2 separate regions of the Homo sapiens genome follow, and region 1 is linked to region 2. Evidence: chromatin loops called from intact Hi-C (ENCODE). Cell type or tissue: heart left ventricle. All regions are shown on one strand. Links, peaks and the distances in the headings refer to the core of each region. The heading gives the core; the rest is flanking DNA. Region 1 has its middle 12 kb from the start of MYL12A. Region 2 overlaps MYOM1 (myomesin 1).

Region 1 (16,490 bases), core at 4,083-12,082, 97 kb before region 2:
GCACATAGCTAGTAAGTGGCCCAGCCCGAAGCCCATATTTTATTTTACTGTACTGTGCTTTCTCCTTTGGTCCAAAGTAGGAAAATTTCGTTACCCAAACAACAGCAAGGAAGCATAGCAGAATGGATCCTTGGTATTTACAACCTAAGTCAATGATTTTATATGGATCACTTGCAATTTTTATTGCATGTAAGAAACTATTGAATGTTAAGGGACATGGCTTACATTCTGGTTTTGCCTACATACATGGAATTCTAATTCTTCATACATGAAATATTTATGATGTAACAATTAGCATTAATCCTTTAATTCAGGAAAACAGTAGGAGGAGCTCCTTTCTTTTAAATGAATAAGCGTTTACATAAATCTGTATAATAATTAATTTTAGAGCACCAAAACTACAAATAATATATTACAAAGATATAGAAGATTCTACATATATAAAGAATTGCTTTTTAAAAAACTTTAGTCAGAATTATCATTAAAGTCAGGGATGATAAATGAGATAAAAAATTATGTGAAATTGAATTAAGGGTATTTGGGGATACTTATTACTTCCATACTAGAAAATTTGAAAAAATAAGTTAAATAGATACATGCTTAGAAAAATTAAAATACTAAATGAGATGTAAGAACAGAGAATATGAATAAAGCAAACAAAAAAAGGAATAAGGATTATATAGATAATAAATTATCTGGCAGTATTAGTCTGTTTTCATTCTGCTGATAAAGACATACCCGAGGTCAGGCGCAGAGGCTCATGCCTGTAATCCCAGCACTTTGGGAGGCCAAAGTGACTGGATCGCTTGAGGTCAGGAGTTCGAGACTAGCCTGGCCAACATGGTGAAACCCCATCTCTACTAAAAATACAAAAATTAACTGGGCGTGGTGGTGCGTGCCTGTAATTCCAGCTACTCGGGAGGCTGAGGTTGGAGAATCACTTGAACCTGAGAGACGGAGGTTGCAGTGAGCCGAGATCATGCCGCTGCCCTCAAGCCTGGGCTACAGAGCAAGACTCCATCTCAGAAAAGAAAAAAAGACATACCTGAGACTGGGTAATTTACAAAAGAAAGAGGTTTAATGGACTTACAGTTCCATGTGGCTGGGGAGGCTTCACAATCATTGCGGAAGATGAAAGTCACATCTCACATGGTGGCAGAGAAGAGCTTATGCAGGGAAACTCTCCTTTTTAAAGCCATCAGATCTCATGAGACTTATTAACTATCATGAGAATAGCACAGGAAAGAACTGCCCCCATGATTCAATTACCTCCCACTGGGTCCGTCCCACAACACGTGGGAATTTAAGATGAGATTTGGGTGGGGACACAGAGCCAAGCCGTATCCTTCCACCCTGGCCCCTCCTAAATCTCATGTCCTCACTTTTCAAAACCAATCATGCCTTCCCAGCAGCCCCCCAAAGTGTTATTTCAGCATTAACTCAGAAGTCCACAGTCCAAAATCTCATCTGAGTCAAGGCAAGTCCCTTGCACCTGTGAGCCTGTAAAATTAAAAGCAAGTTAGTTACTTCCTAGATACAAGGGGGGTACAGGCATTGGGTAAATATAGCCATTCCAAATAGGAGAAATTGGCCAAAACAAAGGGACTACAGGCTCCAAGCAAGTCCAAAATCCAGCAGGGCAGTCAAATCTTAAAGCTCCAAAATGATCTCCTTTGACTCCATGTCTCACATCCAGGTCACGCTGATGTAAGAGGTGGGTTCCCACGGTCTTGGGAAGCTCTGCTCCTGTGGCTTTGCAGGGTACAGCCTCCCTCCTGGCTGCTTTCCCAGGCTGACGCTGAGTGTCTGTTGCTTTCCAGGCACACAGTGCAAGTTGTCGGTGTATCCATCACTCTGTGGTCTGGAGGACAGTGGTCCTCTTCTCACAGCTCCACTGAGTGGGGCCCCAGTAGGGAGTCTGTGTTGGGTCTCCCACCCCACATTTCCTTTCTGCACTGCCCTAGCAGAGGTTCTCCATGAGGGCCCCGCCCCTGCAGCAAACTTCTGCTTGGGCATCCAGGTGTTTCCATACAACCTCTGAAATCTAGGTGGAGTTTCCCAAACCCCAATTTTTGACTTCTGTGCACTGCAGGCCCAACACCATGTGGAAGCTGCCAAGGCTTGGGTCTTGCACCCTTTGAGGCCACGGCCCGAGCTGTACCTTGGCCCCTTTCAGCCATGGCTGGAGCAGCTGGGATGCAGGGCACCAAGTCCCTAGGCTGCCTGCAGCATAGGGACCCTGGACCTGGCCCATGAAATCACTTTTTCCTCCTTGGCCTCCAGTCCTGTGATGGGAGGGGCTGCCATGAAGACCTCTGAGATGCCCTGGAAATATTTTCCCCATTGTCTTGGGATTAACATTCACCTCCTCGTTACTTATTCAAATTTCTGCAACCGGCTTAAATTTCTCCTCAGAAAATGGAATTTTCTTTTCTATTGCATTTTCAGGCTGCAAATTTTCCAGACTTTCATGCTCTGCTTCCCTTACAAAACTGAATGCCTTTAACAGCACCAAGTCATCTCCTAAATTCTTTGCTGCTTAGAAATTTCTTCTGCCAGATACCCTAAATCATCTCTCTCAAGTTCGGAGTTCCACAAATCTCTATGGCAGGGGCGAAATGTCACCAGTCTCTTTGCTAAAACATAGCAAGAGTCACCTTTACTCCAGTTCCCAACAAGTTCCTCATCTCCATCTGAGACCACCTCAACCTGGATTTCATTGTCACTATCAGTATCAGCATTTTGGGCAAAGCCATTCAACTAGTCTCTAGGAAGTTCCAAACTTTTCCACATTTTCCTCTCTTCTTCTGAGCCCTCCAAACTGTTCCAGCCTCTGTGTGTTACCTAGTTACAAAGTCACTTCCACATTTTTGGGTATCTTTTCAGCAGCGCCCACTCTACTGGTACCAATTTGCTATATTAATCCATTTTTATGCTACTGATAAAGACATACCTGATACTGGGCAATTTAAAAAAGAATGAGGTTTAGTGGACTTACATTTCCATGTGGCTGAGGAGGCCTCACAATTATGGCAGAAGATGAAAGGCATGTCTACATGGTGGCAGACAAGAGAAGAAAAACTTGTGCAGGGAAACTCTCCTTTTTAAAACCATCAGATCTCGTCAGAGTTATTCACTATCATGAGAACAGCACGGGAAAGACCTGCCCCCATGATTCAGTTACCTCCCACCGGATCCCTCCCACAACATGTGGGAATTCAGGATGAGATTTGGGTGGGGACACAGCCAAACCATATCACTGGCTCTGATAGTTAACTGGAGAAATGCTGTTTTAACTGTTAAAAGACAAAGATTCCTGATATCTAAGCTGTTTTGAAGTATATAGCCTAACATAGTGATACTATAATAGTTCGTTAATGAATAAACGTAGTGATTAAATTACATTTACTAAATTAATCTTATGACACAAATATTATTTTTGAATCCCCGAAATAAAACTAATACCTAAAACAAAAATTATAGTCGATGCTTACTTTAGCCAATCTTTTAGTTTCCTCATCTGTAAAAGGGCATAATAATAGTGCCCACTTTATTCAGTGGTTGTGAGGATAAAGCACAATAATCCATGTAAATTTCTTAGGGAGAAATTTACTACTCTGACTAATAAATATATGAATTCTTTGTCCACTTGAGTGTAGGAAACAAGCTAAGTGGTTGCACTTTAAGTTAATGACCACAGACTTCAAGTGGGCCCTCGATGCCCACAACATTTCTCTAGTCTTTTCATGCTCCGCTCTCTCAATTTCTTTTTTTTTTTTTTTTTTTTTTTTTTTGAGACAAGGTGTTGCTGTGTCACCCAGGCCAGACTGCAGTGGTACCATCATGGCTCACTGCAGCCTTGGCCTCCTAAGGGTCAATCAGTCCTCCCACCTCAGCTTCCTGAGTAGCTAGGACTACAGGTGTACACCACTACACCTGGCTAATTTTTGTATTATTTGTAGAGACAGGATTTCTCCACGTTGCTCAGGCTTGGTCTTGAACTCCTGAGCTCTAGCTCTCTGCCTGCGTTGGCCTCAAAAGTGTTGAGATTACAGGCATGAGGCACCATCCCCTGGCCCATGCTCTTGTCTATTTGATGTCAGTTTTATAACTTTTGTCTCTTCACACCTCTAACACATTCTATTCTATCCTCACTCTCAGTTGACAACCTTGCTGCTAAGTCACTGAGAAGATAATGGCTCTCACGAGCCCCCACCACATTTACCCACCAGCCAACATCTGTCTTCATGCATTGTCCTCCCCCTCCTCTCCTGCTAACTAGAGAGGAACTCTCCTTGCTCCTATAGAAAGCCAGCTCCTCTGTTTTCTTGCTCATGCCACACCAGCAATTCTGCCCTCTCCTGCATCATCAAGTTCTCTCTGTTGGAGTATCCCCATCAACATGAATGCTGTAATGTACCCCGTATGTATAAGCAGACTAAGGACCCCCAAAAGATATCCCTGTCCTAATTCCCAGAACCTGTGATTGTGTTAGGTTACACAGCAGAGGAGAATCAAGGGAGAAGATGGAATGAGGTTAATAATGAGCTGATCTTAAAATACAGAGATTATCCTGTACTATCTGGGTATACCCAGCGTTGCCACAAGAGGTCTTGGAAGAAGAGGGAGGCAGAAGAAGACTGTTAGAGAAAGATGTGACTGTGGAAGAAGGGTCAAAGAGATACAATGTTGCTGGCCTTAAAGATGGAAGAAGGGGTCAGGAGCCAGGGAATGCAGGAAGCCTCTAGAAGCTGAAACAGGCTAGGAAACTGATTCTCCCCTAGAGCCTCAGGAAAGGAACACAGTCTCCCTGACAGCTTAATTTTAGCCTGGTGAGATCCACATTGGACTTCCAACCTACAAGATTGTAAGATGACTAAGTTGTGTTGTTTTAAGCCACTAAATTTGTGGTAATTTGTTACAGCAGCAATAAAAAACTAATGTACCGTATCACAAACAAACAACAAAAACTCGCTTCAGCTGTTGTCCTATTTTCTTGCTCCCTTATAGAAAACCCTTTAAATAAGTCACCAAGTCACCTGTACTCACTGGTTCTCGATGCCCCCACCCCCCCACCAATTTAGTAAAATGTACATAACATGAAATTTCCCATCTTCACCATGTTTATTGTATAGCTCAGTGCAGGGGTCCCCAACACCCCCTGCCTCCCCCCTCCCCCAGGTCGGAGGGAGTGATGCTTTGTCTGTACTTACAACTGCTCCCCATCGCTCACATTACTGCGTGAGCTCTGTCTGCTGTCAGATCGGCAGTGGCTTTAGATTCTCTTAGGAGCATGAGCCCTATTGTGAACTGTGCATTGCGAGGAATCTAGGTCATGTTCTCCTTTTGAGAATCTAATGCCTGATGATCTGTCACTGTCTCCCATCACCCCTGAGATGGGACCGTCCAGTTGTAGGAGAACAAGCCCAGGGCTCCCACTGATTCTACATTATGGTGAGTTGTATATGTATTTCATTATATATTACAATGTAATAATAACAGAAATAAGATGCACTATAAATGTAATGAGTTGAATCATTCTGAAATCATTGCCCCCCGACCGCCACCCCTGCCCCAGTCCCTGGAAATATCGTCTTCCTCGAAACTGATCCCTGGTGCCAAAAAGGTTGGGAACTAAAAGCTTAGTGGATTAAATATATTTGTAGTGTTATGCATCACCACCATCCAGCTCCATAACTCTTTGCATCTTGTAAAACTGAAATTCTATGACCATTAAACAATAACTCCCCATTCCTCCCTTCCCCCAGTAACCACCATTCTACTTTCTGTCTAGAATTCTGGCCACTCTAAGTATTTCATGTAAGTTATGGAATCATAAGAGTATTTGTCTTTTTGTGACTGGCTTATTTCACTTAGCATAATGTTCTTGAGGTTCACCGATGTTGTAACATGTCAGAATGTATTTCCTTTTTTTTTTTTTTTTTTTTTTTTGAGACGGAGTCTTGCACTGTTGCCCAGGCTGGAGTGCAGTGGTGTGATCTCGGCTCACTGCAAGCTCCACCTCCCGGGTTCACGCCATTCTCCTGCCTCAGCCTCCCAAGTAGCTGGGATTCCAGGTGCCCGCCACCACGCCCGGCTAATTTTTGTATTTTTAGTAGAGACTGGGTTTCACCTTGTTAGCCAGGATGGTCTTGATCTCCTGACCTCGTGATCCACCTGCCTCAGCCTCCCACCGTGCTGGGATTACAGGCGTGAGCCACCACACCCGGCCATGTCTTTCCTTTTTAAGGCTGAATGATATTCCACGATATGTATACACCACATTTTCCTTATCTGTTCATTTGTTGATGGACACTTGGGTTGCTTCTACATTTTAGCTATTGTGAGTAGTGCTGCTATGAACATGGGTATACAAACCCAATTCTCTCTTTATTTTAGTTTTTACTTTTTTCTTTCTCAGTGATCCTTTTCTGACCAATTATCTCTTGAATCTGCTATAATAAATCTTTTTTTTCTGACCACTCCATCAAATGTGTGCTCGTCAAGGTCACCAGTGACCTCTACATCCTCATAGCCAATTCACAGTTCTCAAATAGTATTAGAAAAGGTGCTCACTCCCTCACCTTTGAAATACCTTCTTCTCTGGCTTCCAGGATGCCACACTGTCCTGGTTTCTGCCTTCATTTGTGGTTACTCTTCAGTCTCCTTTGCCAATTCCTCCTAATTTCGCTAATCACATGGAGTAGCCTAGGATTCAGTGCTTGGATCTCTTCTCTTTTCTGTCAGCCGTCCTTTTGAGCTGACCTCATCCACTCTCATAGCTTTAAATACCACTTATACACCGATCACCAAGTGTGTATCTCTAGCCAAGACCTGTGACCTTTACTCCAGACTCACATATCTAACCTCTCACTTGACAGCTCCATGAGGATGTCTGTTGGGCATGTAAACCTTCACACTCCACAAATGATCTAATCTTACCTCCAAAACCTGCTCATCCTGTTTGTCTTCTCCATCCTTTAAGTTGCTCAGGCCGAAAACTTTGACTCACCTTTGCCACCTCTTTTTCTTTCCTGCCCCTCACTCAACTTTTCAGTCAATTCTGGTAGGATTTTCTGTCTTCTTTGTTCATAGATGTATCTCCATGGCCTAAAACCATAATTAGCACAAGCCTATTAGCAAAGTCCTTCAAAATATATCCAGAATTTTATTAAGTCTCACCACTTCTACTGCCACTATCCCAGTGCAAGTCATTTTCATCTCAAGCCTGGACTTTTGTTAAAGCCTCCTAAAGAGGTCTAAGTAGTTTTCTTACTTCCTTTTCTTCCTATAGTCTGTTCTCCACATAGCAGATAGAGTAATCCTTTAACTATAAACTAGAGCACATCATTGTTCTGCCTGACACCCTCCATGGTGAAGTGAAGTGTCCTACCACCTCTACTTACGTGACTATGCTGAGTGAAGTGTCCTACTTCACTCAGAGTAAAAGCCCAGTGCTTTACCATGGCCTGCAAGGCCCAATAACTCAGGTTCTGGGAACTTCCCCACCCTCTTCTCCTACTTCCTGCCCTCCCCAGTCTGCTCAGCCATATTGACATCCTAAATGTTTCTTGAACAAGTCACATAACTTTCCACCTCAAGACCTTTGCATTTGATGTTCCTGATTTCAATGCTCTTTCTTCAGATTCTTCACTACTCATGCCCTCAACTCTTTCGCATCTTCAAGAAGATACTACCATCTCAGTAAAGCCTTCTCTGGTCATTCCATTTTAAGTCTCCATCACCCAGCTTCCACCCACAGCGTTCCCCTCTCTCGGTTTATTTTTTCCATTGCACTTATTACTTCCAACACACCAGGCACTTTACTCATTTTGTTTACCATCTGTCTCCCCTACTAAGTTCCATGAAGAGGATCTTTTGGCTGCTTTGTTTACTAAAGTATCCCAAGGTCCAGAAGAGTAGTTGGCACATTATAGGCATTCAATGTATAAAGATGCATATTTGAATGAATGAATTGCTAGAAGGCAGAATATAAAGGGAAAATTTAGAAACATGAGGCCAACAAGGGAAGCAGGGACTGTGTCCTCAGTGACTTCTAAGCCATGTTTCAAAGGTCAGTGGGATGCCATGCATACATTTTAAGTATGGGATTAGTATGTTCAGAATCGTATTATTTAAAAAGCACTCTAGTAATAGTATGGAGGATTAGCAGAGGGTAAGTCTGGGAGAAGCTCAAGATTTCTGACAGATGGTAAGGCCACTCACTGAAGTAAGGAGGAGAAATAGTTTGGAGGGCAGAGTGTGGTAATGGTAGGAAATGACAGTTATCATTTGGGACATTTTGAGGTAATGGATTAGAAGTACTGAGGCCTTAACCCAAACACAGTACAAAGAGACAAAAAGAAAAAAATGTAGAAGTGCTGTCAAGAATCATGGAGGATGTATTGAGATGACATGGTATAAATTTGTGTATAGGAAAGCCAGAACAAGATAAAGTGAGAATGATGGAAAAAACAATATCAAAAGTATGTCGGGCCAGGCGCAGTGGCTTACACCTGTAATCCCAGTACTTTGGGAGGCTGAGGAGGGAGAACTGCTTGAGGCCAGGAGTTCGAGACCAGCCTGGGCAATCCAGCGTGAACCCCCATCTCTAAAAAAAAAAAAAATTTAAAGAGATAATGACAGAGTTTTCTGAAACTGAAAGAGAGACCAAATTTTTCATTCAAATGGAGAGTGTACTCTGACTATCAAGCAGGAAAAATAAAATATATAAAATCTGTAGTAAGTTCTATCACAATGAAGCTGCAGAACATGCAGGGTAAAAGGGAAATGGTAAAAGCTGCCAGAAAAAAAGGGAGTGTCTTCAATGGAACAATAATTAGGCTGGCAGCCTGCTTTCCTGTAGCAACCGTGCAAGCTGAAGGTGGCACAGCAATAGCTTCAAAATGCTGTGAGAATCGCCGCCCACTCCTCACTGTGTGTGGGCTGGGTGTGGCACGCTGGCAACTCTCCCCAAACGACTCTGGATGCTGGTGTCCCTAGAATCTCTTGGGTCTAAAGATTGATCTTCTTACCTCCTATAATTCCTGAGGTGGATAATTAACTAGGGGGTCACAAAATTAATTCCACAATCTTGTAACATGTCCTGTATAGATGTTTTGACAATGAACGTTTCCAGCTTTTGGGACAGCTCCCACAATTCTAAAATAATGGGAATGTCATGCTTAACATCCTAGTACGGTGAACAATGTTACATAATTTGGGATTTTCCTCTACTGTTTCCTGTATGTTTGACTTGCTTCCCAAACTGGCTTGTAAACATATATTACTTTTACATTAGCTAAGTAGAAGTTTTTCAATGTATACTTTTAACAATAATAATAAACATTATATTCTTCTTCTTCTTCTTTATTGAGCACGTCCTATGAGCCAAGCTCTCTGCAAAGTGTTTTATTCACATTATCTCTCATTAACATTAGCTGCAAGGTAATGACTGTCACCTCCATTTTACAGATGAGTGAGCTGAAGCTTAGCAAGGTTAGTGACCTGCCCAGGGTCATATTCTGGGTAAGAGGAAAAGGTAGGAATGTGACGCATGTCTGTATAACTTCAAAGCCTGACCTTTCAGCCTCTGTGCTATATTGATCTGTGAAACATACTAACTATTGATAAGAATGACTGTGTTAATAATTTGGAGTGGGAATATTTACTTGAAATGTTGACTTTTTTGTTGTTATTCTTCCCGGAAAAAGAGTCTGTATGGTCTCTTGCAGAATTTCCAGCAAGGCCTAATTCCACTGAAATCAGTGCCTCTACCAGCCACCTGTAGATGTATTATGGACTTTGATTGAGTTCTTCTTTCCTCTGGAGAAGGAATGGTAGATGAATCCGTGGACAGTTTCCATTCATATGACTTGTCAGCATTGAACACATAACACCTCTTTTTGCATTACCTCACAGAGTGTTGATTCAGTAAAGCATTAAAGCTGTGGGCTGGCAGTGCTACCCAGTAATCCCTGAAGGGCCAGAGAGCCATAGGTTAAGTTTGGAGGGGCTTTACCAGGGTCTATTATTCAGTGTCCTGCCATGTGCTACACAGTTCATTATTTGCTTGAGGAAAAAGAGCAAGCCCTGATAGTAAGCGGGTAAGGGGACATGCTTCCCAAGAGTAACTTACTCTGTTTGTACTCTCAATACCTTGCAGAGTGCTAGCCATGTCATGTGTGCTTAGTAAAACCTCAGTTAAATCTATAAACTTTAAGAACTTTGGAACAAAAGTAGTAGAAAAAGTAAGGGAGTTTTAGCAAGTGGGTAAATGATGAAAGTAATCCTGTGTTGAAACTCAACCAGATGAATGTTGTTACCAAACTTCTGTACGGTCCACTAGGTCCAAAAATAAATTTTTGTGGTACATAGGTAGTAGAAGTGGCCAGATTAGCCATAGACAGATCTTGTTTACATATAAAGGCACAATAAAAACTATTGTCCAAGGCAGGGGAGAACAATGCATAAAATCTTTAATATATCTATACTAGTTCTTACAGTAATTATTTCTATTATATGCTCTTTCCATTATAAAATGCTCATTAGGGTGCATGCCTTAGCATGACTTTAAAACACTACAAAGGAACAAAATTTCAAACCTCCAAATCAGATTGTACTACGTTTAAAAATAGGAAAATTGGCCAAGGAATGAAAAATATTAATAGAAATAAATTTAAAACTGCAGTGCTCAACACATGATTTTCCAATGGTGAAACATATTTATGTGAAATACAGTTGGAAAATAGATTATTAAAACTGAAAAATATAAACATATAATTAATTTCTTATAGCATATATCACAACTGCAGGTGAATTATAGGTAAGCATGGAACATAAAGCATAATAAGTTGAATAGAATTGTATAAGTATCCTTGTTGGGAAGAAGAGTAGACATTTTTAAAAATGGCTTTAACTAATGTATTATTAGAACACAATAAACTACACATATTTAAACTGTACCAAGTGACAAATTTTAATACATGTATACACTTGTGAAACCATCATCGCAATCAAGATAGTAACATACCCATCACCCCAGAGTGCTCTCGGGCTCCACTGTGACCCATTGCTCCCAAGTCTTCCCACCTGTCCCCTCTCCCAGACCCACACAACCACTGATCTGCTTTCTGTTACTATCATTTGCATGAATTTAAGTTTTTGACTAGTAAAGTGGTTATTGATTATATGACGGATGGTTCTACTTTTTTTTTTTTCCATGATGGAGTCTTACTCTGTTGCCCAGGCTGGAGTACAAGGGCACCATCTCGGCTCACTGCAAGCTCCGCCTCCAGGATTCAAGCAATTCTTGTGCCTCAGCCTCTCGAGTAGCTGGGATTACAGGAGTGTGCCACAACACCCCGCTAATTTTTGTATTTTTAGTTGAGACGGGGTTTTACCATGTTGGCCAGGCTGGTCTTGAACTCCTGACCTTAGGTGATCCGCCAGCCTCAGCCTCCCAAAGTGCTGGGATTACAGGTGTGAGTCGCTGCTCCTGGCCGGGTTCTACTTTTAAAAATTCAAAATATAATTAAAAAAAGCAAGGAAATAACTGAAATGGAAACTTTTTGTGGTAAATGACAAGTAAAAGCTTAATATCTACACTAGCAAACATTTAATAGAAAGAATATTTTATTTTGGCTTGTTTGATTGCAAGGAACAGGGACAGTCCAATTAACTAAAAAAAAAAAAAAAAAAAAAGGATGCGGCTGGGCGCAGTGGCTCATGCCTGTAATCCCAGCACTTTGGGAGGCCGAGGCTGGCAGATCACGAGGTCAAGAAATCGAGACCATCCTGGCCAACATGGTGAAACCCCGTCTCTACTAAAAATACAAAAATTAGCTGGGCGTGGTGGCACGCACCTGTAGTTAATTCCAGCTACTGGGGAGGCTGAGGCAGGAGAATTGCTTGAACCCGGGAGGCAGAGGTTGTAGCGAGCCAAGATCGCGCCATTGCACACCAGCCTGGGCAGCAAGAGTGAAATTCCGTCTAAAAAAAAAAAAAAAAAAAAAAAGGATGCATATTTTAGGGATACACATGACTGGATTACTGCTGAAAACAGAGGTAGTTTGAAGGCTTGGCTCTTCAGGTTTTCTCTCAAGGGTTTCATGGGCCAAATGTTTGTTCTCCAGTTGCACCTCTGCTTCTTTAAGCCCATTTGTTTTGTTTGCTCCCTGCCACCCATCTTTGCTAACTTTAGTTTGCGGTCCCTCATAATTTCAGCATGCTGTGGCTCATCTGATTCCAAATACACCCGTGGCATACCTTGATTCAGCCTCTTTGACTTTCGTTCCTTCTATTAAGTGTATTGACACTCAGTCTTTTCAAATTCAAATTCTTACGGGAGGAGTGTGATTGGCTTGGCTCGCCTTTTTGGCCCAGGCCATTCACTGTTACCTTTAGATCAGAAATGACCCATCACCTGGGATCAAAAAGCAAGGTCACCTAGTTCTAAACATCAGCAGGGCAGCTTTCCTCAGGAAGGGGTATGAGTAGTGCAGGCATTGAGTGCTTTCCTGTCTAGCAAAGATAATGGTGCTTGAGAGCCAGCTGGAACTGGGTTCAAATCCCAGCTCTATTATTTAGTAGCTGTGTCACTTTGGGGTACTTGCCTAACCTCTCTGAGCCTTGGTTTTTTTGTTACTGTTGGAAGGTGTCCAAGTTCTTGGCATCATGAACAAAGAATTGGACAAAATGCACAAACAAAGCAAGGACAGAATGATGCAACAAAAGCAGAGATTTATTGAAAATGAAAGTATACTCCATATGGTGGGAGCGGCCCAAGTAAGTGGCTCAAGAGCCCAGTTACGGAATTTTCCGGGGTTTAAATACCCTCTAGAAGTTCCCCATTGGTTACTTGGTGTACACCCTAGGTAAAGGAAGTAGTGGCCTGAGATCAGTCTGATTGATTGCAGGAGAGGGCCAATCAGAGGCTGAAGCAAGGTTACAAAGTTACACCCTATGCAAAGGTCTGATTGGTTGCAGAAAGTGACCAATCAGAGGCTGAAGTGAAGTTACAAAGTTATACTACTATGCAAATGAAAACTTGGCCGGCAACCAGCCTGATTGTCTCCCAGAGGGGACAAATCAGAGGCACTTTCAATTTTTCATCTGTCACTCAGAAAACGGGAGGTTGCAAATGTATTAGCCTCTGGTCCTTTCGTTACCTGGGCATGGAAAGTTGGGGTTTTCCTTGTGATTTAGTTCTGGGAAGTCAGCATGAATTCGGCCTTAGGTTCCCTGCCTCCAGACCCTATTCTCCTGCCTCATTTTCATTTTAGCTTGGGAATAATAACTGCCTTGAAGAGATTTTGTAACAAATATATAAAATAATATCTGTAAAGCACTGGTATAGTATCTAGCACACAATAGGTCTCAAATAATGGTAGCTATTTTATTATCACATTAACAGATTAATAATGATCTCAGGAAAAAGATACCTCACAGAAGAGGAAAGCCAAATAGTGGGATAACATTTAAGGACATGCTCAGCCTCACAAATAATTTTTTAAACGCATTTGAGGATAGCTATGAGACATATCTCACTTCTTTTTTTTTTTTTTTTTTTTTTTGAGATGGAGTTTCACTCTTGTTGCCTAGGATGGAGTGCAATGGCGCAATCTCGGCTCACTGCAACCTCCGCCTCCTGGGTTCAACTGATTCTCCATTCTCCTGCTTCATCCTCCTGAGTAGCTGGGATTACAGGCATGCACCACCACGCCTGGCTAATTTTGTATTTTTAATAGAGACAAGTTTTCTCCATGTTGGTCAGGCTGGTCTTGAACTCTCGACCTCAGGTGATCCGCATGCCTTGACCTCCCAAAGTGCTGGGATTACAGGCGTGAGCCACCGCGCCCGGCCACATCTCACTACTGTTAAACTTGCAAAAATAAATTAAAATTAACCATTCCAATATTGATGGGGCAATGAGGAAAGAGTACATTCATATTTGGTTGATGACATTATACATTAGCCTAATTATTCCAAATAGCAATCTCATAAAACATACCCTCCAATTCATAGTACCTTCTGGGCAAATACTTCCCAAGGAGGTAGTTAAAAAGGAATACTTCTATTTGTGCAAAATATTTATAGCTTTCTTTTTAATTCAGGCTTTTATCCTTTTCGAACTGAAAGAGACCTAAGAGGTTTTTTTTTTTTTTCTCTTGGGTTGCATGTTAGAATCATTTAGGAGCTTTTAAAAAATACTGATGTTCATGTCTCATGCCAGAGATATGGAGTTAATTGTCCTAGAATATGGCCTAGGCCTGAGTACAGTTTCAAAGCTCCTCAGGTGATACTAATGTATAGCCAGGAAGGAGAACCACTCTTCCAATCCCACTCTATTGGGGGAACTATGAATAAACAAGAGCCCGAGAGGCTAAAAAAGGCCTCTCAAAAGAAGTCACAGAGAGGTGATAAAAGAGCTGGGTTGAAACTAAAGATGCTCCAAATGCCTGCTTCCAGCTTCTAGTCCTGGTGAATGACTGGAAATTTCCAGGTGCTCAACACTTAGAGACCAGGTAACAAATTATAGCAGAGCAATACAACACATTCATTCATTGTTATTGAAAGGACAACTGCGGACAGGGTAGGACATTGGTGAGAACCAAGTGCAATACTGGTGCATCCAGTATCCAGATGAAACTCAAAAACATCTTGCCAAGTGAAAGAAACCAGACACAAATGACTACATATGGTAGGATTCCATTTGTGTGAAATTTCTAGAAAAAGCTGAACTGTAGAGACAGAGGTCAGTGGTGGCCTCGGTCACGCGCGGGACCCAGGATTAACTGCAGACAAGCCTGAGGAAACTTTTCTGGGTGATGGAAGTGTTTTAAAACTGGATTTTGGTGATGGTTGCACAATGTAAAAATTGACTAAAACTCCCTGAACTTTACTCTTAAAATGGATTAATTTATGGTGTGTCAATTTTATTGCTATAAACTGTTAAAAGGAAATTCGAAATGAATTGAAACTGAAAACTCAGATCTGCTGATCTTTATTCTGGTTCTTACTTTTAAAGGAAAAAAAAAACCATATGATTTTTGTAAAAGTAACACACAGTCATTGTCGGGAGACAGTTCTCCGCGGGCTTCTTGTGTTTCGGCACATGTTGCAAGCGAAGATCTGGCTCTCCGTTGTTCCAGCCTGTTTCTGCAGGACTGTTCATATAGTGAACAGCCTTTGAAGACAGAGTAAGTGTCTCCAGCCACAGCAAAAGGCAGACACGCTTACTATCCAGTGTAACAAGAATATCTCCCTCTGAAGCAAAGGGCAGGTATGCTGAATGCTCATGATGAAATATTCAGGTGCTCTAAAGTCAAGATTCTTCTTCTGTAATGCAGCCCACTGTGACTGCAGGTGTCACCTGGTCTTCATCACGTTGTCCTTTGGGAACATGGGGATTGGGGGCTGGCAAACCAGTGAAGAATATGCTGACACTTGGCCACTGCTCTTGCTGTCAGGAGTAAAGCTCTTTGTCTTCTTGTGTCTTCTGTCAACACTCATGAAACTGTAGCAGGATCACTTTTTAGTTTGCAAGTAGGGTAAAATCTCTGACTCCTGCGTTCCTTTTTTTAAAAAATTGTGGTAAAATATACACAACATTAAATTTACCATTTTAGCCATTTTAGGGATACAGTTCAGTGGCAGTAAGTACATTTACACTGTTGTATAACTATCGCCATTACACATCTCTACAGCTTTTTAAAAATTAATTAATTTTTTTTTGAGATGGAGTCTCGTACGGCCCCCTGGCCTAGAGTGCAGTGGCTCGATGGCTCACTGCAACCTCCGCCTGCTGGGTTCAAGCGATTCTCCTGCCTCAGCCTCCCAAGTAGCTGGGATTACAGGTGCCTGCCACCATACCCAGCTAATTTTTTTGTATTTTTAGTAAAAGCAGGGTTTCACCATGTTGGCCAGGCTGGTCTCAAACTCCTGACCTTGTGACTCGCCCACCTCGGTCTCCCAAAGTGTTGGGATTACAGGTGTGAGCCACCGCGCCCGGCTCACATTGCTCTAGAGCTTTTTAATCATCCCATGTTGAAACTCTACCCATTAAGCTATACTCCTCATTACCCCCTTTCCCCAGCCCCTGGCAACCACTGTTCTGCTTTCTCTATAAACTCGACTACTCTAGGTACCTCATATAAGTGGAATCATACACTATTTGTCCTTGTGTGACTGGCTTATTTCACTTTGCATAATGTCTTCAGGGTTCATCCATGTTGTAGTGTGTGTCAGGATTTCACTCCTTTTTAAGGCTGAATAATATTCCATTGTATGTATATACCTTCACAGTTCTTGATGCTAATTATATCTTAAAATCAAGTAAAAAAAATACAAACAAGAAAGTTAAAAAAAAACAAAAGAAAGAGAAAGCATCTCATCATTTGGAAGTCATTATCATACCAGATATCTATTTATGAATAGACAGAAAAACAGGTAGAGACAAAAAATGTTAGAAAATGGGCTTTGGGGTCTTG
Region 2 (16,490 bases), core at 5,431-13,430:
GCATCTTTGTCAAATCCAGGTATTTTTCCTGTTTTTTTCCCCCTGGAAATGTTATAGCATTAGTTTTTACTTTTCACTCTGTGATGCATTTAAAATTAATTTTTTCTACATTACAAGAAGTAAGGGCCTCAATTATTACTATCGTTCATACTTGCATATGGCTATTAAATTATTTCAGCAATATCTATTGAAAAGATTGTTCTTTACCCAACGAATTTGTATTGGCACCATTGTCAAATTCAATTGATTACATATGTGTGGATCAATTTCTGGAATCTCTATTGGTCAATTTTTTTCCCCTTCCATCAATACCATACTGTCTTTATTACTATAGCTTTTCTGAGCTTCATTTTTTCATATATAAATTTTAGCATCTTCAAATCAGTATAAGTCTTCTAATCTTGTGTTGGGTTTTTCCCCCCCAAAGTTGTTTCAGCTATTCTGTCTTTACATTTCTATAAAAATTTTAAAATCAGCTTATCAACTTCTACAAAAAACATGCTGGGATTTCAGCCGAACAGCATTGAGTCCTTTGATTTATGAACATAGCCTGTATCTCCATTCATTTAGCTTTGTTTTCATTTCTCTCACCTTAGTAGTAGTTTTAGTGAGCAGGTCCTGCACATTTTTATAGATATAATCTCATACATTCGTTTGCTCCTCTTTTATCAATTCCAATCAAAATAAGATTTGTTTGAATTGAAAATAAGTTACCTTCTTTACTGCCTTTCTGTTTTTGCACAAACTCTGACAAAAAGTTAGAGTATCTGACTTTTTATATATATATATTTCTATATAATATATATATTTATCTATAATATATAATATTTATATATAAATATATATATTTATCTATAATGTATAATATTTATATATAAGATATATATTTATATATAATATATAATATTTATATATAATATTTCTGATGATGCTGTAAATGGTATTGTTTTTTATTTTAATTTGTTTTTATGCTAGTATAAAGAAACACAATTGATTTTTGTATATTGATTTTGTGTCCTGCATCCTTGCTGAACTAATTTATTAATTCTCACAAACATTAGGGTTTTTTATGAAATTTATTATGGATTTTCTATTACAGGATTATGCCATCTATAAGTAAAGATAAATTAACTTCTTCCTTTTCAATCTGGATACCTTTTATTTCTTTTTCTTTCCTTATTGCTCCATCTAGAACCTTTAGTACAATGTTGAATAGAAGTGGTAGACTGGTCATCTTTGCCTTTTCCTGATGTCAGGGGGAAAGCATTCAGTCTTTCACCATTAAGTCTAACATTAAGTGTAGGTTTTGTATAGCTATCCTTTATCAAGTTGAGGAAAATTTCTTCTACTCCTGGTTTTCTGAGAGTTTATATTAGGAAAAAGTGTTGGATTTTGTCAAATGCTTTTCCTGTATCTATTGAGACGATCGTATGATTTTTATTTTTCCATTAACATGTTGAATTACATTGATTAATTTTAGATTATTAAACCGAAATAAAATAAATAACGCAAACTAAACCTCACAGTCCTGGGTTGAATGTCACTATGTTATGCTGTGTTATCCTTTTTATACATTGCTGGAGTTTATTTGCTAAAAATTTTTAAAGGAATTTTTGTGTCTATATTCATAAAAGATATTGGTCTGTGGTTTTTCCCAGTAAAGTCTTGGTTTGGTTTTGGTATTGGGGTACTGAGTGGAAAGTATTACCATTATTTTAATTTTTTGAAAGAGCTTGTGTTAACTTTTATTATTTTTTTTAATTAAACATTCAGTATAATTTACCAGCAGAGCCATCTAGGCCTGGAGGTTTGTTTTTTGGTTTGTTTGTTTTGTTTTGTTGTGGGAAGCTTTTATACTGCAAATTCAATTTTTAAAATAAATTTAGGACTATTCAGGTTATTTACTTTTTCTTGAGTAAAATTTAATAGTTTTCATCTTTCAAGAAACTTTTTCATTCATAAAGTTGTTCATATTTTCTTATTATCCTTTTAATACCTGCAGAATCTGTAGTGGTGTCACCTCTCTCATTCCTAATATTCGTGTTTTACTTCCTTTGTCCTGACCTGACTAGAAGTTTATCAACTTTATTGATGTTCCCAAAGAAACAGCTTTTGGTTTCATTGATTTTCTATATTTTTCTTCTGTTTCCAGTTTTATTTATTTCTGTTCTTATCTTTATTATTTCCTTTTTTCTGCTTATTTGAGTTTAATTTGCTGGGTTTTTTTCTTGTTTCTTAAGGTAGAAGCTGAGGTCCTTAATTTGAAGTATTCTTTTATAACGCATGCATTTAGTGCTAAATATTTTTTTCTAAGTACTCCTTTAGCTGTATTTCACACATTTTGATCTGTTGTGTTTTCATTTTTATTTTGTGCAAAATACTTTCCAATTTTTTGATACCTTCTTTGATACATGGATTATTTGGAGTATGTTATTTAGTTACTAAATATTTGCAGATTTCCCAAGTATATTTCTCTTATTTGTTTTTAATTTAATTCTATTATGAAAATTAAATAGAACATATTTTGTGTTATTTGAATCCTTGTAGATTTTCTTGAACTTGTTTTATGGTCCAGAAAAAGATCTATCTTGGTGAATATTTAGTGTGCGCTTGAAAAGCATTGTATTTTTTTTTTTTTTTGAGATGGAGTCTCACTCTGTTTCCCAGGCTGGAGTGCAGCAGCTCAATGTTGGCTCACTGCAACCTCCGTCTCCCAGGTTCAAGTGATTCTCCTGCTTCAGCCCCCATGAGTAGCTGGGATTATAGGCACATACCACCATGCCAGGCTAATTTTTGTATTTTTAGTAGAGATGGGGTTTCACCATGTTGGCCAGGCTGGTCTCGAACTCCTGACCTCAGGTTACCTGCCTGCCTCAGCCTCCCAAAGTGCTGGGATTACAGGCGTTAGCCACACACCCAGCCAAAAAGCATAGTATTCTGCTATTGTTGAGTTTTATAAATATTAATTAGGTCAAGTTAGTTGATAGCATTGCTCAAGTCTTTTAGATCCATAATTATTTACTATTGCTAATATCTACATGTTCTATCAATTATTGAGAGAGTAGTGATGAAATAGCCAACCAAATGGTGCATTTATCTATTTCTTCTTGCAGTTCTACCAGTTTCTTCATGTATTTTGGGATGTTATTAGATGTATTAACATTTTTATTATTATATCCTCTTATGAATTGACCACTTTATTGTTATAACATGACTTCTTTTACCCATGGTAATGTTTTTTTGCTTGGAAATCTACTTTTAATATAGCTATTCCAGCTTTCTTTTGATTAGTGTTAGCATGGTATATTATTTCCATCCTTTTACACTTAGCCTATGTGTGCCTTTATATTAATACAATGTGTTTCTCATAGGCAGCATATATTTGGGTCTTGCTTTTTAAAAATCTAAATTGGTAATCTTTGCCTTTTAATTGGGGTGTTTTAACCATTTACATTTCATCTGATCGTTGATATGGTTGGATTTAAATCAATCATCTTGCTATTTGGTTTCCATCTATTCCATTTATTTGTTTCATTTTTTCTCTTTTTCTACTTTTTTTGGATTGAGTATTTTTTATTATTCCATTTTATCTGTATTCTCTTGTTGGCTATGATTTTTTATTTTGCTTTTTAGTAGTTTAGAATTTATAATATACATCTTTTCACAGTCTACCTTCCAGTAATATTATATTACTTCACATGTAGTGTAAGAATTTACAACAGTGCCTTTTTTTGTTTGTTTTTTGAGATGGAGTCTTGCTCTGTCGCCCAGTCTGGAGTGTAGTGCTGCAGTCTCGGCTCACTGCAAGCTCCGCCTCCCAGGTTCATGCCATTCTCCTGCCTCAGGCTCCTGAGTAGCTGGGACTACAGATGCCCGCCACAATGCCCGGCTAATTTTTTGTATTTTTAGTAGAGATGGGGTTTCACTGTGTTAGTCAGGATGGTCTTGATCTCCTGACCTTGTGATCCACCCTCCTCGGCCTCCCAAAGTGCTGGGATTACAGGTGTGAGCCACCGTGCCTGGCCTTTTTTTTTTTTTTTTTTTTTTTTGAGACAGGGTCTCACTCTGTTGCCCAAGCTGGAGTGCAGTGGCATGATCATGGCTCACTGCAGCCTCGACCTCTTGGGCTCAAGCAATTCTCTCACCTCAGCCTCCCAAGTAGCTGGGGCTATAGGTACACACCACCATACCTGGCTAATTTTTGTATTTTTTGTAGAGATGGGTTTTCACCATGTTGCCCAGGCTCATCTCAAACTCCTGAGCTCAAGCGATTCACCTGCCTTGGCCTCTCAAAGTGTCTGGATTACAGGCATGAGCCATCGTGCCTGTCCTGCAACAGTATTATTCCATTTCCCACTCTTAGCCTTGGTGCTGTTATTGTCATACATTTTATTTGCATATTTATGGTAAACTACACAATACGATATTATTATTTTGACTGTGGTCAATTATCTTTCAGAGATACAAAATGTAAGAAAAAGGCTTTATTGACTCACATTTTTATCATTTCCATTGCTTTTCATTTATTTGTTTAAATCCAGATTTCCATCTGATATGATTTTCTTTTCACCTGAAGCACTTCCTTGAACATTTCTCGTAGTGCAGGTATTTTATCTTTTGTTATGTAAAAAAAATCCTCTATTTTACCTTCATTCTTGAAATATATCTTCACTGAGTATAGAATTCTAGGTTGACAGTTTTTTCTCTCAGTACTTTAAGAGCTTTGTCCAGCATAGTGCAGATCTACACTACAAGAATGATTGCTTTTATTCTTATTTTTGTTCCTCAATATATAATGTGTCTTCTCTATCTGCTTTTAATATATTCTCTTTATCACTGTTTTTTCAGCATTTGATTATGATATGCATTGTGTAGCTTTCTTCATATATCTTGTGCTTATAGGGTTTGCAAGTTTCTCTAATCTGTGAGTTCGTAGTTTTCATCAGATTTGGAAATTTTTCATCATTATTTCTTTAAATATTTCTTCTGTACCCCATTATTTTTCTTGACCTCTGGAGTCTATGTATTTCCAGTCTCCTCCCTCCCTGCCTGATAAGACCAACTTTACTGTAACTGTAAACTAAAACTGTCCTAAACTTTACTAAAACTATAAACTCAACTCCACTGGGACCTTGGCTCCTGCCTATCTGCTTATAGGATTCTGTGCCCTGCTTATTTTCATATCTGAGCCAGGGTAAATCCTGCTTGTGGAGGGTTCATGTGGCTCTAAACTCTAGATGCTCTGGGACTTCTGGGATCTGGGTGCTTCTGGAAGTTTGTCCTTGCTTTCACCCGAACACTCCTGACCTGGCCTCAGAACTATTTAAAGATAAGAAGAGTATCCTAGATTCTTAGCTCTATATTCTAAATGAGCAATGGGGCTGGCTGCAGTGGCTCACACCTGTAATCCCAGCAATTTGGGAGGCCAAGGCAGGAGGATCACTTCAGCTCAGGAGTTCAAGACCAGCCTGGGCAACATAGGGAGTCCTCAACTCTACAAAAAAAAATATTTTTTTTTGAATTATGTAGGTGTGGTGGTGTGCACCTGTGGTCCCAGCTGTTTGGAAGGCTGAGGTGGGAGGATCACTTGGGCCCAGAAGGTCAGGGCTGCAGTGAGCCATAATTGCACCACTGCATGCCAGCGTGGGTGATAGAGTGAAACCCTTCCCCCCCTCCAAAAAAAACCAAAACAACAGCAACTGCTCAATGGCATTTGAAGAATGAATGAATGAATGATGTTTTGGGGGAATTTTAGAGAGAAGGTACTTCTTTAAACTGTGGAGACATAATTAACTCTTCCTCAGGAGGAGAGCAGCGTCTTTGGCTCTCTGAGTATCCTGGGCTACCCAGAATGTGTGCTTCTCATTTTTCCTTGTTGTTTTTCAGAGGGTATTGTGCCTGGCCCCCCGACAGACCTCTCTGTCACTGAGGCCACCCGGAGCTATGTGGTGCTCAGCTGGAAGCCCCCTGGCCAGCGTGGTCATGAGGGCATTATGTACTTTGTGGAAAAGGTAAGACTCTAGAATCAACATGACCTCATACTACCTCCTAAGGATTTCTTTAGAAAAGTGGAGGCTAAATTCCCAGGGACAATGGAGTGAGGGAGGAGGAGGGAGCATGTCCTGATCTCACTAGATTGTTATCAACTGTGAACTGTCTCCATAGAACAAAGTATATCACACAGAACTGTGCCTGAAAATCAAGGGGTTTATGGATCCCCAAGACTCACCCATAGACTCCTAAGAGATCCAGACCCAACATCATAGCACCTACAAGAAGAGAAATGTTCCTGAAATGGTAGATTGCCTGTATGACAATGTTTTCTAGAGACCTTCCTGTCTCCCTTGCTTTGGTAATGGCTTTTCATCTCTCTACCACTCCTCCTTCTGTAGTAGGACATGAACATCGTGAGGCTAGAAGGGAGGGGGTAACGGAGAAGGGGCAATACTCTCAAATGGCCGGGAGTGTGGAAGACAGCAACCTCATGCCACTGCACTTGGCTAGCTCCACTCTGAGTACAGGTAGCGGAATGAGGTCAGGGATCACAAAACAATAAATATTGGCAAGTTCTTTCCCAGATATCTTACAATTATGTCAGGAATTAGAACATTAGAGAGGACAGCATGCAATGAAGGCCCAGAATGGGTGGAATGAAGGAGAACGGTATGTGAATCAAACACATATCCGTATTTGAGGGTAGTTCTGATAAGGATTTATGCCCAACAAATGGAGAAGAGCCAAGACCTGTACAGAACATTATTTCGGCAGAACTGACTCAGCCACAAGTGTAGAAATAGGAGAGCCGGCCACGCAAGGCACAGGTCTTAGTGGGGGTAAGAAGTCCTTGGCTAACAGGATCATTGCTACTGGAAAACGACATTTAAAGAGAATTTGCTTAAAATGAGGTTCAAAATCCATTTGTTAAAAAGGTTCTGATTAGGATATAATTGAGAAAATGAAAGAAAATAAGTTTATTTTATCCCATATGTAAGAACATTTATTGGTAGTGATGCACCATTTTTTAGAACAATAAATGAAACAAGTGTTTGTACTTTTAAATTTTATTTTTATAAAATTGTGTGATAGCATGAAAAGGTATCATTTACTTTACATTTTAGTTTCATAGCAAAATCGTAGAATTTTTTTTTATAAAAATATGGTGTTCAGTTAATTTTCCTAAAGGTCTTTCTCTTTTATCCTTAATACTGTTTTGATCATTCAATTTTGTAACACCTATTAGGTCACCTTCCCTGATAATTATTGCAAGAGAATACATTTCATAGGTATGTAGGTGTATGCAAACTTCTGAAAATTAGGTAACAACATAAAGACAATATGCAAATATCTTTGAGCTGCATTCTTTACTTCCTTTTTATTCCTAGCAAATCAGTAACAATGAATGCCTTATCTCCTCTACATGCAATATGGATATCTTCCAAGAGAGTCTTGTTTTACAAAGACAATATTTAATTTTTATATGCTTTCCAGATATCAGCTTCAAATATAATATAACTTGAGTAGCATTCTAAGCCTTTTTTTTTTTTTGAGACAGCCTCACTCTGTTGCCCAGGCTGGAGTGCAATGGCACAATCTCAGCTCACTGCAACCTCCGCCTCCCTGGTTTAAGCAATTCTCCTGCCTCAGCCTCCCTAGTAGCTGGGATTACAGGCGTGAGCCACCACGCCTGGCTAAATTTTGTATTTTTAGTAGAGACAGGGTTTCACCATGTTAGCCAGGGTGATCTCGAACTCCTGACCTCAAGTAATCCTCCTGCCTCAGCCTCCCAAAGTGCTGGGATTACAGGCATGACCCACCACGCCCGGCTGCATTCTAAGCTTTTTAAAAGAAAATAGATGGCAAAAATAGAGTGGTGGATCAATGTTCATTTCCTAGTGTGTTTAATACACACCCCCACTGAATCTCTTTGAAACACTCCACAGGAAGAAGGTTCTGAATAACCTCTGTGACAGTAGTTACCATCTTTCCTATAATAAGGGCACATAACAACTATTTGGAGGCGTTTTCTGCAGATGAGTCAACTTTGGCTTCTGTTGAACTTTTCCTCTGGTCATATAAACTCTAATTTCTCTGTGGAAGTCTATAACTTCCCTCGACCTAAATACCTGTGAGTTTGTAATTAAAAATTTAAATATTCTTCCCCCAGCACACCTATTGGCATGGAACAGAAGGGGACGTTTATGAACACAGTACTATGTAGGGAGGCCTGCACAGGGCATAGAACACCCAGGATGTTGGGTATTGAGGACACAGAGCACGTCCAGGGACCTGGGGTACATTTGCAGAACCATCCAAATGTCAAACTGTTCTGAGCTGAGGCTAAAATTATTTCTGATGTAGCTGTTCTGATATGCTAACCTTTCTAAAGGGAAAAGGTCTGTGTGCTCCTGTCCCTGCTGCGTCTGTTCCAGGATGCCCTGCACCCAGCATGCTGCCTCTTGGGCCACCGCTGTGCTTGTTCTTCTTCACGGCATGTCCTTGATCCCTGGAATGGGTGAAATTGAAGGGTTTATAGCAAGGGACTCAGATAAATCAGTCCTTGGCACTTCCAGCCTCCCCATCCTACTGTGTTCTTTTTACACCCAAACTTTTTCCTCAGGTGTCTTACGTCTTGAGCTCTTTTTCTCACTCCCCTATCAAAAATCTGGTCGTGTCAGAGACAAGGACTGTATCACTCGTTAACAGCAGGAACGAACATAGCCAAGATTTGCACTGTTCTAAGCACCTTACATGAGTTAACCCACTTAATTCTTAGAGTAGTCCTATGAGGTAAATATCTTTGTTTTCATCATGCCTGTATATTTTTAAGTGTTTTGTAGAGATGGGGTCTCCCTATGTTGCCCAGGCTGATCTCGAACTCCTGGGCTCAAGCTATCCTCCCCTGTTAGCCTCCTAAAGTGCTGGGATTATAGTTGTGAGCCACTGTGCCTGGCAGATCATGCCTATTTTGTAGATGAGGAAACTGAGGCATAGAAAGGTATATAATTTGCCCGAGGTCACAGAGCTGGTAAAACACAGAACTGAGATTTGAACCCCAGCAGTCTGGTTCAGGTGCGTAAATCCAACTATTACACTGGGCCACCTTTCAATCTTCCCAGGCTTGTCTTCTCCTCTGGAAAACGTTGACAATCATACAATACTACCTCCACAATACCTACTCCATGGCATAGTTGAGAGGAGTAAAGAGTAATAATGGCTTATAAAGTTTTCGGCACAGTGAAAGGCAGCTATTTTTTTATGAGAGTATAAACAACTGATAACAGCTTAAGAATTTGCCAGGGTGGAATATGTTAAAAGAAATCAAAGCCATAAATGAAAAGATTAAAGGTCTGAGAGAGTTTCGTCCCTCAGGAGACAGCAGACACACAAAAGATAATGTTATCATAAAAAACACTGCAAGGAACTTTAGAGGTTACCTTGTCAAATTTGCTCGTTTCATAGAAGACGAAACCAAGGCCAAGAGCATGCGTGTGGCTTTCCAAGGTCACGTGGCTTGTTATTAACACAAAGGGACCAGATCCCATCCCTTTGTCTCCTCTATGCCATGCCATGTTGCCTGTCTGTCAAGTCAACGAAGATCATCCTGTGTGGTGGACTGATAAACTTAAAGTCCCAAAAATGTACCATCCTGACAGCTGGTCAACCTGTCACGAGATCTGGACTTCAGAAAAGTCTTTTGAAAACGTTACAAAATTCTGTAGTGAAATCAGGCAAGAGTTTCTAAATTTCTTCTCTTACCAACCATGGGCAAAGTTGGAAATTAAAATAGGAGGGAATAAGGATTACCAAAGACTTCTGACAGTTTTGTTACTGTATCTTCTACCAGAGCTCAAATATACACCACGTCCTTCATTCGAGGATTTCCAAGTCACTCTAAATCATTTTAATTTTAAGAATAGAGTCTCATTAAAAATTAATTTTCCCATTAATTATTCTAAGACTTGGGCAAAAAAAGAGAACATCTTTTTTTAATCTGGTTTTTATTGATACACAATCATTGCACATATTTACAGGGTACACTGAATATTTTGATACATCTTTGCAATGTGTAATGATCAAATCAGAGTAATTGGGGTACCCATCACCTCAAACATTTGTCATTTTTGTGGAGAAAATTCCAAATCTTATCTTTTAGGTATTTTGAAATATATAATAAATTACTGATAACTATAGTCACCCTACTGTGCTATTGAACACTAGAACTTATTTCTTCTAATTGTATTTTTGTGCCCACTAACAAACCTCTCTTCACCACCACCCCCAACCCTTCCCAGCCTCTGGTAACCACCATTCCACTCTCTACCTCCATGAGATCAAATTTTTTAGCTCCCATATATGAATGAGAACATGAGATATTTGTCTTTATGTGCCTGACTTATTTCACTTAGCGACCTCCAATTATATTCATATTGCTGCAAATGACAGTACTTCATTCTTTTTTGTGGCTGAATAACATTACATTGTGCATATTTACCACATTTTCTTTATCCATTCATCCACTGATGGGCACTTGGGTTGATTCCATATTTTGGCTTTTGTGAGTGCAGCAATAAACATGGGAGTACAGATATCTCCTTGACATACTGATTTTCTTTCTTTTGGATAGATACCCAGCAGTGGGATTGCTGGATCATATAGTAGAAAAACATCTTCATCTTTCAGTCATTTAGAAAAAAAACACTGGGCCGGGCATGGTGGCTCACGCCTGTAATCCCAGCACTTTGGGAGGCTGAGGTGGGCGGATCACGAGGTCAGGAGATCGAGACCATCCTGGCTAACACGGTGAAACCCCCCTCTACTAAAAATACAAAAAATTAGCCAGGTGTGGTGGGGGGCGCCTGTAGTCCCAGCTACTCGGGAGGCTGAGGCAGGAGAATGGCGTGAACCCAGGAGGCGGAGCTTGCAGTGAGCCGAGATTGTGCCACTGCACTCCAGCCTGGGCGACCCAGCGAGACTCCGTCTCAAAAAAAAAAAAAGAAAAAAGAAAGAAAAAAAATACTGTAGTTGATTATGTACTATTTGCCAGATGGAATTCTATGCTCTGTCATAAAGCAGTGAACAAAGCTCCTTGAGCTTATGTGATTTGCTCTTCAGTGGAGGAGACAACAAATAACTTAATTTCAAATAGTGATACATGATTGAAGAAGAATAAAGCAGGCTAAGAAACAGAGAGTGATAAGAAAAGGACCAAGAATTCTTTTAAATAGGTAATGGGCAGGCCAGGTGCAGTGGCTCATGCCTGTGGGAGGCTGAAGTGGGTGAATCGCTTGAGCCCAGGAGTTCGAGACCAGCCTAGGCAACATGGGGAAACCTTGTCTCTACCAAAAAAATACAAAAATTAGCCAGGTGTGGTGGCATGTGCCTGTAGTCCCAACTACTTGGGAGGCTGAGGTGGGAGGATCACTTGAACCCAAAGAAGTCAAGGCTGCAGTGAGCCGTGATTGTGCCACTGTACTCCAGCCCAGGTGACAGGGTAAGACCCTGTCTCAAAAATAAAATAAAATAAAATTTAATTTAATTTAATTAAAATTAGAAAATTACCTGACCCCAAACGATCCTCAAAATAAGACTTTTGTAAGCAGATTATTGTATTTAGTTAACAAAGGAAGAGAAATATTAAAGTAGCATATTTTTCAAACAATACAACGCTGTATTAGTCCATTTTCATGTTGTTGATCGACATACCAGAGACTGGGTAATTTATAAAGAAAAAGAGGTTTAATGGACTCACAGTTCCATGTGGCTGGGGAGGCCTCACAATCATGGTGGAAGGCGAAAGGCACGTCTTACACGGTGGCAGGCAAGACAGAAGGAGAGCCAAGTGAAAGAGGTTTCTCCTTATAAAACCATCAGCTCTCATGAGACTTACTCACTACCACGAGAACAGTATGGGGGAAACCGCCCCCATGATTCAATTATCTCCCACCAGGTCCCTCCCACACACATGGGAATTATGGGAGCTACAATTGTAGATGAGATTTGGGCAGGGACACAGCCAAACCGTATCAAAAGCCAAGTTTGATTTAGAGAATCCTACGAACTTCAGATGCCTCATCCCCTATTTCCTCCTCATCTCTCCTCCAGTCCAGCTTGCATTACAGGGAGTGGTTTGTTGCAGATGAATGAAACTTGGAGTTGCCTGGCCTGGATTCTCGCTTGTGTTTGCTGTGCTTTCAATGGGTTTCCCTGTTCTTGCTGCAGTGTGAGGCAGGAACAGAAAACTGGCAGCGAGTGAACACGGAGCTCCCTGTGAAGTCTCCCCGCTTTGCTCTGTTTGACTTGGCCGAGGGGAAATCCTACTGTTTCCGTGTCCGCTGTTCTAATTCTGCAGGAGTTGGTGAGCCCTCAGAGGCAACGGAGGTGACTGTGGTAGGGGACAAACTTGGTAAGCAACTGTAAACTTCTTTTACTTCAAGAGAAAATTTCAAAGCAAGGATCTAGTATATGTATATTTGGCCAGGAGTAAAAATGGTGACATCCTTCTTTCATATTATAAATTTACTCGATGGCTGTACTTAACCTATACATTAAACAAAAATTCATTATTTTTGTTTATGAAAAGTAAACTTCTTTGGGAGTTTCAACAATATTGATAATGTGTTTTTTCTGAAGTTCATGGACATTTAGTTTATCCATGCTCCCTAACTGTTTTAAAATTTTTTGCTTTAAAAAATACAATGTAGGCCAGGCGCGGTGGCTCATGTCTGTAATCTGAGCACTTTGGGAGGCCGAGGCAGGCAGATCACCTGAGTCCAAGAGTTTGAGACCAGCCTGGCCAACATGGTGAAACCCCATCTCTACTGAAAACACAAAAATTAGCCAGGCGTTGTGGCACATGCCTGGTAATTCCAGCTACTCAGGAGGCTGAGGTGGGAAAATTGCCTGAACCCAGGAGGTGGGGGCTGCAGTGAGCCGAGATCCCGCCACTGCTCTCCAGCCTGGGTGACAGAGCGAGACTCAGTCTCAAAAAAAAAAATCGTAAAATAAAGCAGCTGTTCTTTTGACATGACGAAGTGTGTAAAATACCTAGGTGTGTGTTTGTGCATAGATGATAAGGATGAATTTTTAAAACCACTTGAGTTTGATCACCATTTTCCTCTTTCTCAGATATCCCCAAGGCTCCTGGCAAAATCATCCCAAGCAGAAACACAGACACCTCAGTGGTAGTTTCGTGGGAGGAGTCCAAAGATGCCAAAGAGCTGGTCGGGTACTACATAGAGGCGAGCGTTGCTGGCTCTGGCAAGTGGGAGCCCTGTAACAACAACCCCGTGAAGGGCTCACGGTAACTCAGTCGGGTGTGCAGGGCGGGCAATGGCCTCTGGAGCTGCCATAGACACATACGGCACACAGACATCCAATGGAGGAGATTTTTTTAAAAAATTTTACTTTTTGGCTGGATGTGGTGGCTTACACCTGTAATCCTAGCACTTTCGGAGGCTGAGGTGGGAAGATTGCTTGAAGCCAGGATTTCAAGACCAACCTGGCCAACACAGTGAGACCCTATCTTTACAAACTGAAAAAAAAAACAAGAAAACATTATACTTTAAATAAGCCAAGGCAGTGGCAGGCCTGTAGTCCTAGCTACTCAGGAGGCTGAGGAGGGAGGATCCCTTGAGCTTGAGTTCAACTTGAGTTCAACTACAGCTTGAGTTTGAAGTTGTAGGATACAATGACCAGGCCTGTAAATAGCCACTGCCAGCCTGGACAGCATAGGGAGACCCCATCTCTAAAAAACAAAACAGAACAAGGCTGGGTGTGGTGGCTCATGCCTGTAATCTCAACACTTTGGGAGGCCAAGGTGGGCGGATTGCTTGAGCCCAGGAGTTTGAGACCTGCTTGAGCCCAGGAGTTTGAGACCAGCCTGGGCAACCTGGCGAAAACCTGCCTCTACAAAAAATACAAAAATCAGCCCAGCATGGTGGTGTGCTGTAGTCCCAGCTACTCAAGAGGTTGAAGTGGGAGAATTCCTTGAGCCTGGGAGATCAAGGCTGCAGTGAGCTATGATCACAACACTGTACTCTGGCCTGGGCAACAGAGCAAGACCCTGTCTCAAAAAACAAACAAGCAAAACAAAACAATTACACTTTAGATATTTAAATGAATTTAAAATTGAACACATTAGATGCAATACATCTTTTTTTAAAAGGTTCACTTATGATGTTAAACACTTAGCAACACATAATGCCAACTATTGTAAGAGTTCATTTCATAGTGCTTTTGCTGCTTCTTCCTTTTTTACCCCTCTGATTTTATATCTAATATGCAACGTGATATTAGATTCTGAGGATATAATACACTCTACTTAACATAAATTACCCAGGAATTTTAAATGAAGAGAAAAAAGTATCGAAATTTTACAAATTCTGGACATCAACATGATTAAACCCAGTGCTAAGCAGACATAGTTACACCAAAACAAAGACATTCAGAATAATTTGCTGCCTCTTTGTATTTGTTTCTAATGGGGAGAGGGTTGGTTTCTTCCTTGCTTTCAACTATTTTATCAATCAGCTTTGCACATTGATGGTGAATTCTGATCTGCACCCAGACCAGAGACCAGTATGAGAGGGGGATGCTGCCCTCCCAGAAATTGTCAAATAGACTCGTTCGGCAGCTTCTGGCTTGGATCACTTCTCAGTCCGAGGACCCCAACAGAATGAGTTGGTTTTGCGGAACGTGAGAGAGTAGAGATAAATGATTAATTAGGGAAGGCAATATGTTTTGCAAGAGATTCATTTAGCCTGTTGGTGTATTTCATTTTTCCTTGGAGTTACCCAGCATTTTCCTGGGACTATTCAGAAATGCTGGTGGTGCGTAGGCAGGAGCTGCTAGAGGGCAGGCACCATTTTTTGTTCATCTTTTGTCCACAGTACCTAACTCAGTGTCTGGAACACCGAGACCCCAATAAATCTTTGCTGAAGCAAAGCTGACTCTAAGGACTGAAGGGCTGGCCTAGATTATGGCTCCTTTGTTAAATACTTGAACATGCGAATAGTCATAGATTCGTTAGCAGACCTGTTATTTCCTCTGGCTGCAGTCCTTAGGATGGATTCAAATGTTACAGTGATTCATGAAACAGCTATTTATAGCCATAATAGCTATGAAAAGAGTTAGGTTGTTTTTATGGATGAAACTTCCCATGGATTCACACCTCATTATTGAATCTTCATATCTAAATGGTAATTCTAGAATCCATTGTTCACCTTATCTTCAGATTCTATAGTAATTTCCCAAGTAAGTACCTTCCTTGGCATGCAGCGAGACAGTGACTAGGCCTCTATGACAAGGAGCCACCAATGCCTTACAGCCATAGTTATATACCTAAAATAGTCATTGATCATATTATTAATTGGGTATTAGGCTTAATACCTGGGTGATGAAATAATCCGTCAACAAACCCCTGTGACACGAGTTTACCAATATAACAAACCTTCCCATGTATCCCTGAGCCTAAAATAAAAGTTAAAAAATATATATGAGTTGGCTGGGCTTGGTGGCTCTTGCCTGTAATCCCAGAACTTTGGGAGGCCGAGGTGGGTGGATCACGAGGTCGGAGTTCAAGACCAGCCTGGCCAAGATGGTGAAACTCCATCTCTAGTAAAAATACAAAAAAATTAGCCAGGCGTGGTGGTGGGTGCCTGTAGTCCCAGCTACTCAGGAGGCTGAGGCAGAGAATTGCTTGAACCTGGGAGTTGGAGGTTGCAGTGAGCTGAGATTGCACTACTGCACTCCAGCCTGGGCAACAGAGCGAGACTCCGTCTCAAAATATATATATATATATTTTAGAGTATAACTCATATATATATATATATACACACACATATATAATAATAATTTTAGAGTATAACTCATATATATTATTATATATGTATATATTATTATTATATATACATATATATAATAATATTAATACTAATAATTTTAATACTAATTATTATTTATTAAGTACCTCATATATGCCAGGCCCTATATAGGTACTTTATATACTTTATAACTAACCTCTACATGAAAATTATCATGTAAGCATCATTATCCCTATTTTACTGGTGAGCATTTGGGGAAGACCAGGGCTCCTCATTTTTTGACAGAGTGGGTTTAGAAAAGTGCCTTAGTTACCTTCTTGTCTAAAGTATATATATTACCTGAATCTTTCTACATCTTTTTCTTCCTTTAAAAAATGAATTATTAGCTGGGCATGCTGCTTACAACTGTAATCCCAGCACTTTAGGAGGCTGAGGTGGGAGAGAGGATGGCTCGAGGCCAGGAGTTCAAGACTAGCCTGGGAAACACAGCAAGACCCCATTTCTGTTCAAAATAAATCACAATAAAAAAAAAAGAATTGTTTTCATAAAGCCAGATCCACTCCATTAAGCTAACAATCATCTTCCTTAATCTTCCTCCTAGGAAAATTTTTTAAAACTTGTTTTCCTTTTAGATTCACTTGTCATGGATTAGTGACTGGTCAGAGTTAT

The links. A loop is a pair of places that touch in the nucleus more often than their neighbours do. Peaks named below come from ENCODE experiments on the same cell type or tissue, not always from the same donor. Only the 100,000 strongest peaks of a DNase experiment are listed, where the experiment ranks them.
Region 1: it touches region 2 in a loop (2.4-fold over the local background); 79 of 110 quality-filtered maps call a loop at or near these places.

Annotation. Positions count from the first base shown.
Region 1 is chr18:3,227,061-3,243,550 of GRCh38, reverse strand. It overlaps a transcript of MYOM1 not described here. Among named protein-coding and RNA genes, the nearest start is that of MYL12A, 12 kb to the left of the region's middle. In heart left ventricle, for the core only: no CTCF peak of the experiment used is centred there; no DNase peak of the experiment used is centred there.
Region 2 is chr18:3,131,460-3,147,949 of GRCh38, reverse strand. MYOM1 (myomesin 1) reads left to right here. Exons shown (of 38, transcript NM_003803.4): 14 at 5,887-6,011; 15 at 12,220-12,403; 16 at 13,126-13,300; 17 at 16,454-16,490. Among named protein-coding and RNA genes, the nearest start is that of MYOM1, 80 kb to the left of the region's middle. In heart left ventricle, for the core only: no CTCF peak of the experiment used is centred there; a DNase peak (open chromatin) is centred at 8,449; H3K27ac peaks cover 4,357 bases.